5 separate regions of the Homo sapiens genome follow, and regions 1, 2, 4 and 5 are each linked to region 3. A link is a contact called in ENCODE Hi-C data. All regions are on one chromosome and are shown on one strand. Each heading gives the region's core, a stretch centred on a gene start or an enhancer-like site at or near the end of the contact. The rest is flanking DNA. Distances are from core to core; before and after follow the strand shown. Region 1 overlaps NFKB1-AS1 (NFKB1 antisense RNA 1). Region 2 holds the start of NFKB1 (nuclear factor kappa B subunit 1). Region 3 holds the start of BANK1 (B cell scaffold protein with ankyrin repeats 1). Region 4 overlaps PPP3CA (protein phosphatase 3 catalytic subunit alpha). Region 5 has its middle 140 kb from the start of LINC01218.

What was found. A loop is a pair of places that touch in the nucleus more often than their neighbours do. Pooled maps may share reads with other maps.
Region 1: a loop to region 3 is called in a pooled map, with 6 times the contacts of the local background. The contact joins the enhancer-like site here to the promoter of BANK1 in region 3. A Hi-C loop is called at or near these places in 2 of 37 single-sample maps with no recorded cell type and 7 of 50 pooled maps.
Region 2: a map with no recorded cell type shows a loop between it and region 3 (4-fold over the local background). The contact joins the promoter of NFKB1 here to the promoter of BANK1 in region 3. A Hi-C loop is called at or near these places in 3 of 37 single-sample maps with no recorded cell type and 3 of 50 pooled maps.
Region 4: a loop to region 3 is called in a map of B cell, with 2.6 times the contacts of the local background. The contact joins the enhancer-like site here to the promoter of BANK1 in region 3. A Hi-C loop is called at or near these places in 1 of 168 maps with a recorded cell type or tissue (B cell), 2 of 37 single-sample maps with no recorded cell type and 5 of 50 pooled maps.
Region 5: a map with no recorded cell type shows a loop between it and region 3 (14-fold over the local background). The contact joins the enhancer-like site here to the promoter of BANK1 in region 3. A Hi-C loop is called at or near these places in 29 of 37 single-sample maps with no recorded cell type and 6 of 50 pooled maps.

Annotation. Positions count from the first base shown.
Region 1 is chr4:102,429,306-102,432,757 of GRCh38, reverse strand. The region is part of intron 2 of NFKB1-AS1 (NFKB1 antisense RNA 1); the gene reads left to right. Among named protein-coding and RNA genes, the nearest start is that of NFKB1, 70 kb to the left of the region's middle. Within about 2 kb of position 1,578, at least 31 of the 41 ENCODE cell types and tissues checked have a DNase peak (open chromatin) inside an H3K27ac peak, as active enhancers do.
Region 2 is chr4:102,499,585-102,503,174 of GRCh38, reverse strand. NFKB1 (nuclear factor kappa B subunit 1) reads right to left here and starts at 1,816. Exons shown (of 24, transcript NM_003998.4): 1 at 1,387-1,816. NFKB1-AS1 (NFKB1 antisense RNA 1) reads left to right here and starts at 689. Exons shown (of 5, transcript NR_136202.1): 1 at 689-736. RefSeq lists an enhancer at 1,137-1,186 and silencers at 1,297-1,866, 1,877-2,136.
Region 3 is chr4:101,788,387-101,792,152 of GRCh38, reverse strand. It overlaps BANK1 (B cell scaffold protein with ankyrin repeats 1), which reads right to left and starts at 1,423. Exons shown (of 17, transcript NM_017935.5): 1 at 1,203-1,423. The coding sequence starts at 1,272. RefSeq lists a silencer at 1,147-1,336.
Region 4 is chr4:101,082,981-101,086,411 of GRCh38, reverse strand. PPP3CA (protein phosphatase 3 catalytic subunit alpha) reads left to right here. Exons shown (of 14, transcript NM_000944.5): 7 at 3,149-3,226. Among named protein-coding and RNA genes, the nearest start is that of MIR8066, 160 kb to the left of the region's middle. Within about 2 kb of position 1,696, at least 3 of the 41 ENCODE cell types and tissues checked have a DNase peak (open chromatin) inside an H3K27ac peak, as active enhancers do; they include B cell, where a contact is called at or near this core.
Region 5 is chr4:101,018,666-101,022,375 of GRCh38, reverse strand. No RefSeq gene overlaps it. Among named protein-coding and RNA genes, the nearest start is that of LINC01218, 140 kb to the right of the region's middle. Within about 2 kb of position 2,300, at least 12 of the 41 ENCODE cell types and tissues checked have a DNase peak (open chromatin) inside an H3K27ac peak, as active enhancers do.

The sequences.
Region 1 (3,452 bases), core at 329-2,828, 640 kb before region 3:
AGTTTTTTCTTGTGAGGAATTAGAATCATTCCAGGGAAAGGACATGGTTTAATTTTCTCCCAGTGAGTACTCAAAAATCAAGGGGATAGTTAAATATTTTTACATATTAATTATAAAAACTATCAGGAAACTAGTTCTGATGGAACTAATGTAATTCTGTTTCTATCAAGCAATCTATAGTTATTCCTTTTTATTTAGTTAAGTCTCATTTAAATATGCTAGCTCTGTTGTAGTTTTGCTTATTGGTGTTAAAGGCAGGGTCTCTGTCCAAAAATGGGCTAGGATATTAAAGGTAAATGAGCATTCCTTTACTTCTTGTCTCAAACCTACCTAGTAGAGGCAGATGTCAGAAGCAAGAGCCCAAAGGAGAAATTAATACATTAACTAGAGTTGGGGCTTCATGCTCCTGCTAACGTTTTTTGTGTGCCTGGTGATCCTTTGACAGTTTTGGAAGATCTGGATTTTGTTTATATTAAGGAAAAGACAAATTTCTATACAAAAAGCCATGGCTCTGTTGGATGCTGATATATCATGTAGCACTTGCTGTTTCCAACTAGGAAAACCTCCTGAACAATGCATCTTGGATTTGTATTTCAGGATGGCATAGAGTATTTCTTTCTGATTGCCAGGATAAATTAGGAAGAGCCCTTAGCCTCAGAAGCAGGATAAAAGGGAGATAGAATGAAAGTCATAGCCCTCCCCTGCCAATATTTCTTCTTTAGCCATTGAAGACAGTACATAAATGAACCTAAGCTGACTCGTTGCCTAAATTTCTCATTGTTTTTTCTGCCTCTAAGTCTTTACTTAGTAAAATTTTGTTAATTAGTAATTATATAGAATCAATACAGTTGGATCCTACTGTGCTAATCACAGGACTTTAGTAGAAGAAGAAAAAATTGGTGAGATTCTTTTGCCTAGGTTGGGCATGCTAATAAAGGAAGCAAGTAGTTATTTTAATATTTTGCTTCTATTTGAGAAATAAATGATGATTAAAAGCATACTTTTTAATGCAATCAGTCTATGTTACAAAGCATATTATTTTAAAAACTGTAGTAATTTTTTTTACTTTTCAACAAAGTTATACCATAAAAAATAGATACTGCCTTTGAACATGAATAAACAATTTTAAAGGGAAATATACTGCCATCTAGTGTCTAACTTTCAGAATATCTGAATTACTGTATTTAGAAATATTTACAACACCGGTAGTACCACATGGTGGCACTATAGACATGTACATTAAAGGGACAACGCCAAATTTATGGGCTATCTGTTTTATCTTGGTCCATAAGTGTTTGTTAAATGTGGCAAATACATTATTTTCCTTTTTAGGTTAGCACTTTATATTTTCTAAGAAAACCTTACATATTTTTGGTACTGCTCTTTTTTTTTTTTTTTTTTTTTTTTGAGGCGGAATCTCTCTCGCCCAGGCTGGAGTGCAGTGGCGCGATCTCAGCTCACTGCAAGCTCCGCCTCCCGGGTTCACGCCATTCTCCCGCCTCAGCCTCCCTCAGCGTCCGGAGTAGCTAGGACTACAGGCGCCCGCTACCACGCCCGGCTAATTTTTTTGTAGTTTTAGTAGAGACGGGGTTTCACCGTGTTAGCCAGGATGGTCTCCATCTCCTGACCTCGTGATCCGCCCGCCTCGGCCTCCCAAAGCGTTGGGATTACAGGAGTGAGCCACCGCGCCCGGCCGGTACTGCTCTTTAAATTTTCATAAGTCAGAAAAAACTCGAATACCTTTATATTTAATTCCTGGTTTGTGAAGTTTTAGGGCTTTAAATACTTTAAACTATATTGTCCTTTCACCTCTTTCCCCCCCTTATTCGGATAACTATAACCGAAACCAGCTTCAACACGGAGAAAAAGGTTTAAAACATTTGCACAAATACTAAATGCAAATATGCAACACATTTCCCACATAATCTAAAAGAAAAAAGAAAAACAACTCAGATGAGACTATCTTATAACAGGGCTCTTTGTATTTAGAAAGTGTGGTGGTGGTGGGGACAACTTCTGTTTTAAGTGCTAAATCCAGTGGGAAAAATTTGCCTCCTCACAAGAACATTTGCCTGAGATGCTGATTCATTACAAAGGGACACAGAGCTTTGGGTTCAGAAAATAAAGAATGCTTCATATGGAAAATTTTGTAATTTATTATGTGAGCATGCTTCAGGTTTCACTTTGCTTTTGGTATCATCAAATGTTGTAGTAGTAACTGTACGAAATGAAATTCATTCTATTTACTCTAATAAGCAGATTCTTGAAGAAACTGCTCTCATAAGCTAAGGTTCCTTATGATTCTGCAAGGAAGAGAAGACTAAAGCAAATCACTGTCTGAAAACATAACAGCTGGCTAAAGTAAGCATTGAACAACACTAAGCACTTCAAAACATCAAGTAAAATTTTGGCATTTAGTATCACATAATGTATATGATCTATATAATATAATATAATATATACATACATAATATCTAGTATAGTGTTTGCAGTTTTGTAAGTCTAATGTATTACAAGAAGCTTAAGATGTAATTATAATGATTTTTATCTAAACACAATTGCTAGTGAAATAGGAAGACTAATTGCCAAAATACTTATTTGGTGTATTCTCTCATCAGTGGTTATCAAGATTTTAAAAACTTATGAGAAATGAGTTCCAAGAGCTTAATCCAGAGTAATACAAGTTTACTTGTTTTGCTTAGCTTTCTTTATCATCCTCTTTGGCTTCTATTCCAAATCTTCATCATTTCCTCAACATTTAACTGCCAATGTTCTCAGTAAACCACCTTGTTAATCTGCTTTTTTTTCTTTTTTTTTTTTTTTTTTGAGATGGAGTCTCGCTGTGTCGCCAGGCTGCAGTGCAGTGACGCGATCTTGGCTAACTGCAACCTCCGCCTTCCGGGTTCAAGCGATTCTCCTGCCTCAGGCTCCCAAAAACCACCTTGTTTCTTACTTGAGAAAGTTACAGTCATCCATCAATTGTCCACCCTGCCCAGCACTTACTAATATATAGACACTTTCTTAACTCCTTTCCACATATTTGGAGGATGATGTGTCCTTCTAGCACAAAGCCAAGCCCTCTCCTGGAGCCCTTGATTCCATTTCTTTCCTCCCCATCTCCATTCCTGGAATGTTGCTTCATCAGTCATTCCCACTCTGTTCTTATCTTCCACCTTAGCCCTTCTGTTGGCTCCAATCCTGAGTCCATACACCCCAAATCTTTCTCATCCTTAAAAAATGAACAAACGAAATACCCCAAAACAACAAAAAATAAATTCTCATGACCACAAAACAAAACAAACACAGCAAACAGAAAGTCAGCCCTTTCTTGACCACAAATTCTCTTTTGTCTTTCATTCCATCTTTTTTCTTCCTTTTTGTCCATGAGTTGCCACTGCTTTTCCACTCCCTTTTCACTCCTTAACTGACTGATCTCTAATTTTCTCTCCCAT
Region 2 (3,590 bases), core at 567-3,066, 710 kb before region 3:
AAGTTTATAAACTCAAAAAAGTACATTGCTTCAAATTTAAATACATACATTTAAATACATAATTCCTATAGTGCCTCAAACAGTAAAAGGATTCATCTCTAGAAAGCACAATATTAAAATCAGAAAAACAACATACTTTAGTTTTAAGTTTCCCTTTTAAAGTTTTAACAAACACGAATGCAGTTTAAACTGCTTGACAATATTCAGTTGTGGGATTCTGCTAGAAAAAAATTATTGAATATCTTGACCCTAACCTTTACTATTTACTAAAAGATCACCAGTATGTAGAATATTTTGATGCCAGAGCTATTAAATGTTTTAGTAATACCATAAGCATTTTTTCAGATTATGAGCTTTATAAAAAAATCTTTGAGTTAAATATGGTTATTTCATAAACTGTAATGCTGAAAACCTCTACTTAACAAAGTCCATGAACATGTCAATCTTGATAATTAAATCCTGTATCATTAAGTCCCATTTGAGTTTCAGGATAAACCAGCAAGTCAGGGCAAACATTCCCTGGTGTCTGTTTTTAAGGACCATAGAAAAACTTGCATTTAGGATAGGCCTTGTTTTTACATTATTTTTGTTTCAGCGGTCATGCATAATGCATGGTGGCACTGTCCAAGAGTTTTACATAATCAAGTCTAAAAAGTGCTCTAAGTATCCAGGTAGGTAATTTATTTTCTCTCTCAAATGCCAGGCCCCGGAGGATCAGAATCAAGTCCTATAGCAGGTGACTATATCGTGTGTGTGTGTGTGTGTGTGTGTGTGTGTGTGTGTGCGCGCGCGCGCGCGCACGGAGGGGGGGAGGGGGGAGAGAGAGAGAGACAGAGAGCGAGCCAGGTTTCTTTTAGAAGTAGGAGAGGGATGAATAGACTCTCCTATTCAATTCTGGGGAGCTGGGGAGGGCTTTCCCAGCCAAGAGGACTGACAAGCACTTCTGCTTTCATTTCATGGAACGCCCTTAGGTGAAATCTGGTTCTGCACTGCACCAACCACCTTCCCTCTCTCCTCCGCGCCGCAGCGCACTCCAACCTTCTCACCATCCCCCAGGTGGGGCTGGGGTTGGGGATTTTAAAAGTTTGTAAGAGTTCCCCTCCGGTTCGCGTTCCCGCCCCGCGGAGGGACGTGAAGAGAAATGACCGCCGGGCGGCCGCGGCCCTTCGGCCGACTAGCCCCTGCGAGGTCCGGATGTGTCTTTCCCCGCTGTCGCTAATCCCATGTGCCTCTCAGCTACTGTCAACCTCCTCCCACGGTCTAGCCCAGCGGTTAGCGCAGGAATGAGGAAGTCCGAGTGGGGCTGGAGGGGGTGCGGAGGGCTGGGCGGCAGGACTTGGGCCACGCGTCCCCTGCCGGGCCCCCACTCGCCCGAGTTTGGCTTACCCGGGTGGCGAGTCCGCGTTCGGCCTCCTGGCGCGGGTGGGCTCTCCCTCCTAAGCGGCGCGGGCCTGCCGGCTGGAGAAGGAAGAGGCGGCGGCAGGCCGGAGCCCGGGCGGGCCCGAGTGCGGGTCGGGGCGAGCGGGAGCGCGGCGGGGCCGGGCCAGGCCAGTCAGCGCCGCGCCATGGCCGCAGCGCGGGCGGAGGGAAGCGCAGGGCGCGCGGTGGCCGGGCGGCGGCGCCGCCTTACTGGCCGGGCGGCTGCGGCCTCGGCGGCGCTGGGCTCCGGGAGCGGGGCCGGTGGCTGCGTGCAGGCCGAGGGCTGCGGCGGCTGGCGGCCCGACCGACGGGAAGGGCAGGGGAAGCTGTCAGCGCGTCGCCGGGCCGCTCCGGTGGCGAAACCTCCTCTTCCTGCCCCGGCTCGCTGGTGCACTTCTCTCTCTTTCTGTCTCGCTCACTCTCTCACTTCCTGGCTGGAAATTCCCACTGACGTCGAGAGAGCATACAGACAGACGGACACACGCGCGCACGCAGCGGGGGCGGGAGGTAGGGTCGCTGCCGGGGGTGGGGGAAGCCCGCACTTCTAGGGGCGCTGTGCGCCCCCGGCCCGGCCTTGCCGCTCGCCTCGGCTCCCGCCCCTCGGGGCCGCTTCGGGGCGCCGGGCGAGGGGCGCGCGTTAGGCGGCCTGGACGCCGCGGCCCCTGCGGGGCTCTGGCTTCCTAGCAGGGCGCTCCCGAATCCCAAGGGCTGGAGCCGGTAGGGAAGCCCCCAGGAAGCGCCTGCCGGGCCCAATCAATGGTCGGGGAACGCAGGCAGCACGGAGGCGGCGGCGGTGGCAGTGCCGCTGATAGAGTCATGCGGTCCATAGCCCCTAAGGGCAGGCCCGAGCAGCTGGAGGGTCGGCATGGATCCAAGCATGCCAGATATAAAAATAAAGCTCATCTGTATATTCCATTTAAGCGTGTCTCAGTTACATTCACATCTCTTCACAGATTAAACTACAATTTCGTTATCATAAACGACTTGTGCCCAGTAAAGTATAACCCTCTACTGGTTTTTGGTGCGGTCTTAAATCTCCTGGTTATAGAGCAGTTACTCAGAATGTTCATCTACAAGGCATTGTTAGGCCTTTATGATAATTACTGTGGATAGAATTATAGTGATGGTGGTAGCAATGGTTTTGGTTCACAGCTCATAAAATACTGATCTGGCAGAGGGGAGTTTTCTTTTTCTCTGAAGAGACCGCTACTGGCACCCACTGACAGGCCTCCCAGTGGCCACCATTCACTGGCATCTGAGCTGCTTTAGTGCTGGGCACTGTATTAGGTACAGGCTGGGGATACCTTCGGGTGGATTACCTCCCCACATAAGAAAGCTTGAGCCGAAATATATATTTTAGAGCTCATTGTTTCACTACTGGGTGGAGTGACAACTGAAAGCTTAGCTTTAAAACATCAGTAATCAGGTCCTCACCAGGCAATATTGCAGTGGCATTTAGATTGCTTATGGCATGTTCATCCTAGTCCTTTCGTGCCCACTCTCCATCCTCCTCCTCCAGTAGGTTATAAAAACCTTCTTGGTGGAGTGTTTTTCTGGAAAAAAAAAATAAACAAAAAAAACCCACACACACAAAAACCCAGCGATCCATTTGATTGCCTATGAGGTGAGTCTCCGAGGCGACCTTGGAGGCCCCAACAGTCGACCTTTAAGTGATCTCATTTAGCTCCGGGAGGCTGAGCAGCTGGAATTTAGAGGATCCATAAAGACTGAACACAATGACTTTTTAAGAAATTCTGTGAGCCGGGTGCGGTGGCTCACACCTGTAATCCCAGCACTTTGGGAGGCCAAGGCGGGTGGATCCCCTGAGGTCAGGAGTTTGAGACCAGCCTGACCAATATGGTGAAACCCCATCTCTACTAACAATACAAAAAAATTAGCCGGGCGTGGTGGCGGGCGCCTGTAATCCCAGCTACTCCAGAGGCTGAGGCAGGAGAATCGCTTGAACCCTGGAGGCAGAGGTTGCAGTGAGCCAAGATTGCGCCACTGCACTCCAGCCTGGGCGAGACAGAGCGATACTCTGAGAAAGAAAGAAAGAGAGAGGGAGGGAGAGAGGGAGGGAGGGAGGGAGGTGTGAGCATACACACTCTACTTTTCATTCTGCAAGGGGTGGCAGCCCCATTACCAAAAGATAGATAAATACAATTGTTATA
Region 3 (3,766 bases), core at 174-2,673:
GTATCAAGTGAAATAAAAGGCATTTTCTGCCTAAACTGTTTAATCTAGAAGTTTGAAACAAACTGTACCCCATTCTCTAACAAAATTGTTAAACTGAAATTACAAAAGAGGTAACCTGCTCAAAGTTTGAAAGACATGGTTGGTTTATTTATAGATGCTAGCAAAGTCTGCTCTGCTGAAGACCATCAGAGCCACAGTTTTCAAGAATGTCAATATGCAATAGTTAAAATATTAATAATATTAAGTTATGGGCTCTAAGTCCTTTCTTGTCACTTTTCATTGACACAAATATACTTCTTATTTAACTGAAAGCAATCCCTAAAGCTTATTTATGTAAAAATGCACTAGCCAACAGAAATAGCTACAACCAAAATTACATTACCTAAAAAATTCTAGAAAGGTATGAGAAATTTATTTCTATTCAGCAAATTAAGAAACTTTCACTCAGAATATACTTTCTTGTTGCATTTCTCACCACGAACACTCCAGTAATATTAATACCTAAGTGAAGTTTTTTAATTTAAAAAACATTTTTATATCACTGAGTAATTTGCAAATGCATTTGAAATGCTTCAAAAAGAACTAAATAAAACTGCCTTAACGTCCATTTGAAAATATAAATCTACTTCTGCATTCAACCAAGTTGACCGTTTTCCTTTGACCAAGTTAGTAAAGCCAGTGGAGTAGGGAGGTGGTGTTGGTAGAGTTTCTCTGCAAAGCCACCTGCCAAGAAGCAGGGCTACCAATTCACCAGGCTGGGATTTGTCAGGCCGGGCAGGTAAATGCGTGACGCTACACATGAGCGGTTTTTCTGTGCTTACCGACTGTTGAAAATAATTACGTATAATTTTAAACGCGCATTGCTTTAAAACAGGTTGCAAAGTGATTTTAGAAACTACAGGACCCTGACCCGGGTGCTGGGGAAAGTTCCAGCTCCTCAGAAGTTGCAGACACTGAGGGTAGCCCGCTGGCCAGAACTCCCAGCGCGCTCCCTCCTCGTGGCGTCCAGATGCCCCTCAGAGAAGTCAGGGACAGAAGAACCCTCTGGGCTGCCTGGCGGCAGGATAAAAAGGAGAAGCCCTGTCTCAGGGACGCCCTGGCCTCAGTGCCCGAGTGCAGTTGTCTAACGATGGCCCGTGGTCTCCGCAGAGCCCCGTAGCCCGGCCTCGGCGTCAAGCCCCTCCGAATGCGCGACTACCCACCTGGGGGCGCTGGGCCGCAGGGGGCGGGGTCCGGGCTCCCAAGCCCCTTGCCTGGCGCTGCTGGCAGCATTGTGGCGGTTGAAGCCGAGGGGCCTGCGCACTGCTGCCCGCCGAGCGCTACCTGGACTCTCCCGGCCAGAGACTCCCCGCGATTTTCTCTTCCTTTGGCCCTCGGCTCTCCCCAGCCCGCTTGCCACCCGCGGAGGCTGCGGCCAGGTCTCAGGAAACGCAGCCCCGGGGCTCATGCCCGCAAGGCCAGGGCTCCGCTCTGCTGGGCGCCCAGAGGAAGTGAAACTGCTCAGGGGCCTGCTCTTACATCCCTTCTCAAAAGGCCGCTTTGGTTTCTTATAACACTTCTGCGCCTGTTTCCTTCCTCACCTTTTCATCCTAGGATATATTTAGACCGCTGTTATTGTAGCTCTCCTTGTCCCTTTCTAGGTCTTCCATACTGCCATACTGCCCCCACTTCCAGGCAGACGTAGGGAAACCAGAAGTGAACATTTGCTGGAAAGAAAGAATAATTAGATAGATAGATGAGTAGGTACACAGATGATAGATACATACATATAGAAATGAAGATACAGATAATACTGTAACTTTTAAAATATTTCATTTTACACAGACTTTCTAGGCTAGGTTCATAAATTGAAAAGTGATTTAAAATTCCATATAAAATGTATTTCTTACTCCTGCTCCAACTCAAAAATAGACCCAGTAAAAAATTATTTATGGCTCTAAATACCCTCTCCAAACAAGAGTTTGTTTGCTTGTTTTTAAGATGGAGATATATCAAAGGAGTTGTCCCAGAACCTTAAAGTGAATGTCTCTCTCTCAAGCATGTCTAAACTAGTCATTTGCCTTTTGAAGTTGAATATATTTTTTGAATATCAATTTGGTAATAATACATAGTTTAAATGTTCCTCTCCTCTTCCTATAAAAGGAAGGCTTTCTTTGAAACTTTCTCTCGGATGAAGTGCTTTTTAGTAATAATATAAATATCAAGTATCAAAAAAAGTTAATTTTTTCACATAAATGAACTTATTAGAACTTTATAACATAATGTAGAAAACTTGGAGAAGTATGCGAAATGTCCAAAAAACTTGAAAACAATTATAGATTGTATTGTATTTATCTGGTTTCCAGTAGTTTCTTTAACATCATTATTAATTTTATGTTGATTTTCTGAACTTTATATAATGGAACAAAAGATTTCATCTAACTTATGAAATATTATATTGAAAAAAATGGTTGTCTTCTATATATGCCTGTTAACAGAGAGACTTCAGTGTAATAGGCAAAAACAAATTTGGATTGCAGGGTTTGGGTGTTGTTCAGTGTTTCAGAAACTCAATTCTTAGGAAAGTATGTCTTAAACCCATTGGAGAAAAGAATATTCTAACTGATGCATCTGCTGGTATACGTATTCCTGACAAGAGCTACTTTAGCCAACATGAACACTCCAGATGATGCTCCCCAATTAAGTATCCAGATCTTCAAAGGCACCCATTTATGCACACGAAAACTTGTTAATAAAGACAGTGTTCAGATAGGAACTTGTATCTGTCACATATACAGGACAGCCTTCTTGTATGAAGAGCCCTGGATTGGAAGTCAGAAGGTTGCAGCTGCCATCCTGACTCTGCTCCACAATATCTGGGTGTTTGGAGCAATTCTTAATATTTCTGAGCCTTGCGTATCTCATCTAATTTATTCATTATTAATGAATAAATTAAAATTACTGTATTCGAGTTTCTGCCAGATATAAAATGTTATAACACTGTCTCCTAATAAAACTATAGAAAATAAGATTTATAATATGAAAATTAAGTATATTTTCAGAAGCTCATTTCCACTACTTATGTCAAATGATGCTAGTAAATAGAAAAAAGAAAGTAAAAACTGCTGAAAATTGTGGGCTGTTTTTTTTTTAAAAAAAATAAGATTATGTGTTAGAAAATCTTTAAAATCTCCCATTAAAATTATTCTAGCTTCACTTTTCTTTTGAATAAGAAAATAGCCATTGACTACCCCATTGACTGACTTATTTATTCTTTTGTTTTACTGTTTGCAGTCAACAACTACTCTTTTTTTAAGTATTCTATATCCTATGTTCTATGTAAGAGTTTCACAATATTCATGTCATTTGGTTCTCAAAACAAGGAAGGTTTAACCATATTTTACAAATGAAGAATCTGGGCGTTGAAAACTGTAAGTGGCAGAGCTGGAATTCAATCCTAGATCTGATTTCATAGCCTGCCCTCTTAATTATAACTGCCCCCCTCCCCACCGCTTCCTTTTAAGGTCACATAAGGCCCTTGCTAAAGATTACATGAACATAATAGGATAGGTTATACATATATGTGTTGAAAACGTTTTTTGTTTCCCTATCCACTTTTCCACAGAACTATAAGCCCATACAATTAAATACTAATATCCTTAAAAATAGGTATGAACTGTACTTATAATTTATTACAATTTTGGTGCTATTTGGTTGAGGATATATAGATGTTCACACACGCGCACACACACACATACACGTGATAACTTAAGTCTACATGTTTTCA
Region 4 (3,431 bases), core at 447-2,946, 710 kb after region 3:
GTAACTGTTTGCTCTACTGCCAAGCCAATTTTTCTACCATTTATTACATTTTTTTCTTTTCTACCTTCCTTATCTTTGTTCCTATTCACTCAGCTTCTGATGATCCCTCTTCTTTTCCGAGCAGAATTCTAACCCCTTTCCTATCTACCAATCTGCATACGTCATTCTCTTTAATATATAACAAAAGATAGATATTTTTCAAAAAGATTTCTCTGATTAATTTCAGATGCTTTCTTGCTTGCTTTATAATATCTTTATAAAACTTCTATTTTATCTTCAATGTGTTTTATAATATAGTAATTTTTTAAAAATATTTTTTATAATGCTTTATGTTCCTAAGATAATAAATACCCTTAGGACAGAAACCTGCCTTGAACTTATACCGCCCCTCCCTGTAGCTAATACTGTCTTCTAACAAATGGAACAATCATCACTGGGCCTCTGCTAAATTACTGGGGAATAAGTGATTTTTCATCTCTTTGGGGTGTTTAGGTGTTAGCAATATGCTTTTCCTGCCGTTCTCTCTCTCTCGCTCTTTCTCTCTCTCTCTCTCTGTGTGTGTGTGTGTGTGTGTGTATATACGCAGTGCTTTTCAGCTTGAACATTTTGTGATTTGTGATAATTTCCATTAAAAAGCATAAAAGTGGAACAGAGTTTCTGTTTCTCTTTTCTAATACTATTAGAAACTTCTGTATATCCTAGGTAAATAGTTCAGCAACAGTGGGAATCTAGATGATATTCAAGTATTGTCTAGATCTATGAGGAAAATGTTGGTATTTCTTTGAAAAGCTGAGTATATGATGGCATATGTTTTGAAAATGTCTGAAGTTTTTCTTCAAAATGAATTCCCTCCAAGTCAATAATGCAAATACTCCTCACTTAATGCTGTTAACCTAGCAAATTGGCACTTGATTAATTTTATTTTTTTCAGATTTCCAATAAAAATCAGGTATATATTTTCATGGGGAAAAACTTAGCTTAAACACATAAGGGTATCAAACTTAGTGTGACGAAAATATTTTAAAATTATTCTTTCTTAAGAATAGTGTAAGTTGTTCCAAAAGGGCAAATAAGAAAGGGCAACTAAGTCGTTTACCAAGGGCAAAAAAGTGACAGACATAGTCAGGCAACCTGTCTGACAGTGGTAACAAGACAGTATACTTCTATACAGAGGCATTGCGAAGGCACAAGGAATTTAAGTGAAGGCCTCAAAAAAAGAAAAAAGATAGGGAAGGAACATTTATTGAGAACCTATTCTGTGCCCCTTAGCTGGGCCTTTTATAGCTAATATATACCAAACAAATCTGCTGTTTTTGAAAGACCAACCAGTATCTCTGAAAGTAAAGTGGTTTTTTCTTTGTTTTTGTTTTTGTTTTTTTTCTCTGACACACACTTACCTGGAAAGGTCGTATATTCACTTTTCTTTAAGCAGAACAGAAGCCTTTGAAGACACATGTTGGTCAACACCTGATTCTGGGTACCAGATGGGCATGTTTCCATGCAGAGACTGGGCCATCCTCTCCAGTTTCTAAGATACACTCATGTTCATCAGTTAGATGTTTTATTTATTGAATTGACTGGGGACAACTAGGAAGTGGAGGCCCCATGATTATCTCCTCTTTTTCTCCCTTTCTCTTACAAAACACACTACACATGGGCACATGAACAGAGACTGTTTTCAGTTTCAGATCCCTTTTTGCCAAAGAACTGAATCTTTTTTATAGTCAGTATCTCTATAACTGTATGTTATCTTTCTTTTTTTTTTTTTGAGATGGAGTTTCACTCTTGTCGCCCAGGCTGGAGTGCAATGGTGCGTTCTCGACTCACTGCAACCTCCACCTCCTGGGTTCAAGCGATTCTCCTGCCTCAGCCTCCCGAGTAGTTGGGATTACAGGCGCCCACCCCTAAGCCTGGCTAGTTTTTTGTATTTTTAGTAAGAGACAGGGTTTCACCACATTGGCAAGGCTGGTCTCGAACTCCTGACCTCAGGTGATCTGCCCGCCTCTGCCTCCCAAAGTGCTGGGATTACAGGTGTGACCCACGATGCCCGGCCAACTGTATGTTATCTTAATGATAATTTTTTCCTGTTGGTCAGGGAATTTGTACAAAATGTGTAACACAGAAACTATCTTTTCTTTTATAATAAATTATTTGAATAACATACATTACTAGAATGTTTCCCTGCAGTGCTATTTTTATAATTGATGAATGTTTTCAATGGTATATAGTTTAAGTTCTAGTGAATATTTGCAGTTTGAATATTGGTTTTCTGTACCTTGATTTGCATTGTCAAAAATTTATTTTTATAATACACATTTGTTTCATTAAAAGTTCTTAGAGCAGAGACATAATGACTGTAAAAGGTTTTTCAGGTTTAATTTATGATTTGAATTTCATTTATAATGAAGTTATTTGAGTTTGAGACTCTTAAAAGACAAACATAATTGTATATTGGATGTTTTATTTAGTCAAGATAGATAAGTCTTAAGATAAAGTTCTGCTGATCATATTTAAAGGACAAATTCTAAAGCCTTGTGAATATCCATAATTTTGTTTAGGTTTTGAATGATATAATCATCTTATTGTACCCATAATGTTAGATAAAGCAATAACTTGATTTCCCACCGTATGGGAGGAGTCTTAAATCTGGGAGATTATAGAAACAAAAATAATTAGGAGGCAGAAGAGAGCATATGTATTCTCTTCTGCCTGCAAACTCAGTTATCTCTGTTGTATACACATACATGCACACATATGCACAAATGGTGCAATATTTGAGAAAATTGAGACTTATATTTTAAATTCATTATCTTGTTATAGTTATGCTCCGTTCACTTTGTCTTTAAATGTAGACTTTTAAAAATTTATTTTTCTGAGAGTGGACACTTTCCTAATGTTTTATAATGGCTTATGTTTTTTCCCCCAGTTCATGCACCTCAACCCCTTTCTGATTATGTAAAAAGTACAGCTGTAGATGCTTTTTCTGCCACAAGGATAAACTTGGCCTTAGAGTCAAGAGGCTTGTTTCATGAATGATGTATGTTTGATTATCTTTGATCCAGTCACATAGATCTGGATGTTAGAGATAAATGTGCTACTCCTGATGATTTCCTAACAGATGCTTCCCTTTTCTTTTTGTCTCTGGCAGTTACCCGGCTGTATGTGAATTCTTACAGCACAATAACTTGTTATCTATACTCCGAGCCCACGAAGCCCAAGATGCAGGGTGAGCAGTTTTGAGCATTTATAAAAACCATGCATTGTCCATTTTCCAGAACTTCCTCACTTTGCTTAGGCTCTGCAGGTTCCCTTTTACCAGGCTCACTCCCAAAAGGAATTAGAGCTTAAAATTATCTTCTGATGGATGACACAGGTATGACAGAGTCCTAGGGAATGAATGGCTGCAGATGTATCGTACAGTCTCCCGTAAA
Region 5 (3,710 bases), core at 1,051-3,550, 770 kb after region 3:
CAACATACCAGTTTTTATTATAATGTTAAATGTCAGCATTCCATTGTACAGTGAGTCACTGTCAGGCTTAACACTGAACTGCTCTTTTCGTTTCATGGATATTCCTTCTTTATATATTTTAAGGTAATATTAGCCAGAAAAGCCCCTGACCAGGCCCTTTCAGGACAAATGTCTTTTTTAAAAAATGCATACATAGAAATGGGAGGCAGAAAGTAGTGAAAGAATTGTTGCACCTATGTCTGGCGATGGAATTTTGAAAAGGCAACATTGTCAAATCGGAATGCATGTGGGAGAATGGAGACCCAGCAGGAGAGAGTGTCTGTTTTAAGGAAGGACTGAAGAAACTTAAAAGGTGAGCAGCAGAAGTCATGATAGCTATAATACCAAGTTGGTTATCCCAAAAGACGTTCTTTAAATCAGAAAGATGCCTAATTACCATAGGATAGATGCTTAAGGAATGACTCTGCTTAACCAGAGAGTAAGCTGCAGGAGAGTGCAAGTGCCTCCCCTTTGCTGCAAGTGTTAAAACCTGGGCAAACTTTATTCAGTGCCTAGACACCTCCTGAGTGATGCTGCCTGGAAGGAGTTATACTGGATGTAGTTGAAGAAACTCTCTTCAAAGATAGACATTGAACTAGGTGATATCTAAATTACCCTTCAATCGTAAGATTCTAAATATCCATGCAATTATTCAGTCTTCCGAAAACACAGAACTTTGATTTGCAAACTGTTGGCTAGAAGCTTGTATTTCCAGGAATACTGACATGGGACTGAGCTTTCTGCATCAACCAAAGCAGCTCTTTTATGTTTTTTGCTGTGTATCAGCTGAAAAGAGTCTCCACTAGATTATCAAAGTTTTAATTGACTATAGAATATTAGCTTAGAACAAAGTTGACTTAAACTTCTCCCCTAAGGCATTTTTGTCATGTTATATTTTCAAATCTTTTTATACCAATTGCTGGAAACATTTAGGCTTCTCAACAACTCCAGGTTGTCTGCAGGACTGTCCTGCAGAGAGTCTTACAAGGTGGCATGTAAGTGTATTCACGATCTGATTCCTGCCAATCTCATCTACCCCAAACTTGACCCTGAGCTTCGGCCATAGTGGACTTCTCACAATGTTCGGAAGACACCAGGCTTCCTCAATTCTCTGGGTCTGTATTCATGCATCTTCTATGTGCAGATTTCAGATGTGTCTTAAATACTGGAATGAGTCATTTCCTCCTCTCTAAGCACACAGTATCCTGTACTACCTCCGTTTTGACACTTAATCCACTGCATGTAATTGTTTATTGTCTGTCTGGCACTGCAGTGAGCATTGTTGCTATCTTTGCATTCTTAGGATGAAACACTGCCTGGCATAGTGTTTCTTGGAAGAAGGGGAGGTAGGGAAGGAGAAATAAAATATTTTTTGGCATGACCTTATGGTGTGGGCACTCCCAGATTCCAAATGGCAAACCATTATTGAAGAGCAGCTGAAACACTTACCCCAGTTCAATGTTACCTGTTCTTTCTCGTAAGAATTTCCTGGTCCCCAAAGGTCTGGAGTGGAGCCTACATTTTAATAAGCATCCACCAAAATTCTTGTGGATCAGACAAGTTTGAGAAACCTAGTCCAATTTATTTCTAAAGCTAACTTAAATTTCAGTTCTATATTTTTATTTCTACAGATTTTCTAGCACAGGCAAATATTTTACTGCTTAACACGGCTGTTACACAAGATTATGTATGATTAATTTAATTTTCATTTATAGTTGTTTAATGGATATGAATTTACACAAAAATGTGGGAATTATTTAAGTATGTAATACAACATTCACAACTGAAAAGGTTATGAGAAGAAAGCGGTGGTTTTGTTGTTGTTGTTGTTGTTTTAGTGTATTAGACTTCACCCAGAAAAAGGAGATAAGTGGTGGTGGAGTATCTGGAGATTCCTGGTGAAGAATCAATGAAAAAAGTTGCCTGTGCCTTGAAGAGAATGGAATGCTTTCATATTGAAAAGATTGCTTATTTCACACCACCCTACCTTACCATAACAACCACACCCATTATCACCATCAGCTTGCCAGAATTTGCTCACAAAATGCCTTTTGAATATATATTCAACACTGTTTACCTTCCGGAAGTTTTACCATGAGTCATTCCTTTGAGTTCAAAACACCTTCTCTAAAAATCTTTTTTTTTTTTTTTTAAGATACAAATCAGAGAAGGAAACCACCAACCTTTGTCAGCTATTAACATCTTAGTAAAATTTAACTCATATGTTTCTGACAGGGCTAGTCACAGACTAATAAAGATAGCTGTGTTTATAGAGAAGGGAAGGCCACAGCTGGAGAATGTGAGAGTGCTTGGGGAGAGGACTACCACCTGATCAACTGGGTGCATTATTGTGTAGCTATTTCTACTAGGCCTGTGGCAGAGAAAGGAGTACAGTGAAATTCAAGACAAAAATCTAGTCTCTCACAATATGCAGTGGCAGTGAAAATAAATCAATGTGTGTGCCACATGTACTCACTTCTGTATAGGGTTCTTGACACCAGTCCTGGCCTACAGTTAGGCCTGGGTTGGAATTTTTATAGCTCTGATACTTATTAGATGTCTGTGTGAACTTGAGAAACTAAGCTTCTTTAAATCTCATTTTCTCCCTGGTGATATGAAGGCAATGACAGTAATTAGTTCATAAGCTTTTCACGGGTTTCAAAAGGGATGATGCAAATAAAGTAGTAGGCATGGTGCCTGGCAGAAAGTAGGCACTCAGTAAACTTCAGTTATTGTTGTATTCAGCAGCATGCAGAGTCAAATGAGTGCTTCAGATATTCCGTAGGTGAAGATTGTGTATGCGTGTGTGAGCACCTGTGAGTGTGGTGGGCGGCTGAGAAGGTAGGTGTAGTCAGAAAAACCTAGGCAAAGCTGACTTGGTTGGAATCTTCCTACCTAGAGGAAAGCTGGAGAGGCTGCAGAGGGGGCAGGCATAGAGGGGGCTCCAGTGTGAGAGGAAAAAGTGAGAGCAGAGGAAAAGATCCAGAAAAATAGTGATATGTTGACCACTTGGTGAAAGCAAAGGAGGGGTGGGGCACAAAAAGTGATGAGAATGAGAAGCTAAGATGGAGCCAAATCAGTGTTTGTATCAGGAGGTATTTCGGCTGCAAGTAACAAAATACCTAACTGGGTTCAAACCACAGAGACATTTACAATTCCCAGACAAGGACATCTGCGACTTCGAGGACCCAAGGTTAGTTTGGTGGCTCAACAGCATCACTAAGGACTGAGGCTGTTTCTATCCTTCTCACACTATTCTTCTATTGGCTTCCGTCCTTGTGGTTGCAAGGATGGTCACAGCTCCTGGCATCACTTCCTCATGCAACACTGTTTCACTACTGGAAAATACTACCAAAGTAGCCTATAAATAAGACGAAACTGAATTCATTGCTTACCACAGTAATGTAACCACTACCTTGACAGAGGCATAGTAAATCTAGATGGGGAGGACAAAAGAATAATACTTATGATATATTTCTTTCTTTTTCTTTTTCTTTTTTTTTTTTTTTTTTTGAGATGGAGTCTCACTCTGTCTCCCAGGCTGGAGTGCAGTGGCGTGATCTCGGCTCACTGCAACCTCCGCTCCCGGGTTCACACCATTCTCCTGCCTCAGCCTCCCGAGTAGCTGGGACTACAGGCGCCCGCTACCACGCCTGGCTAATTTTTTTTGT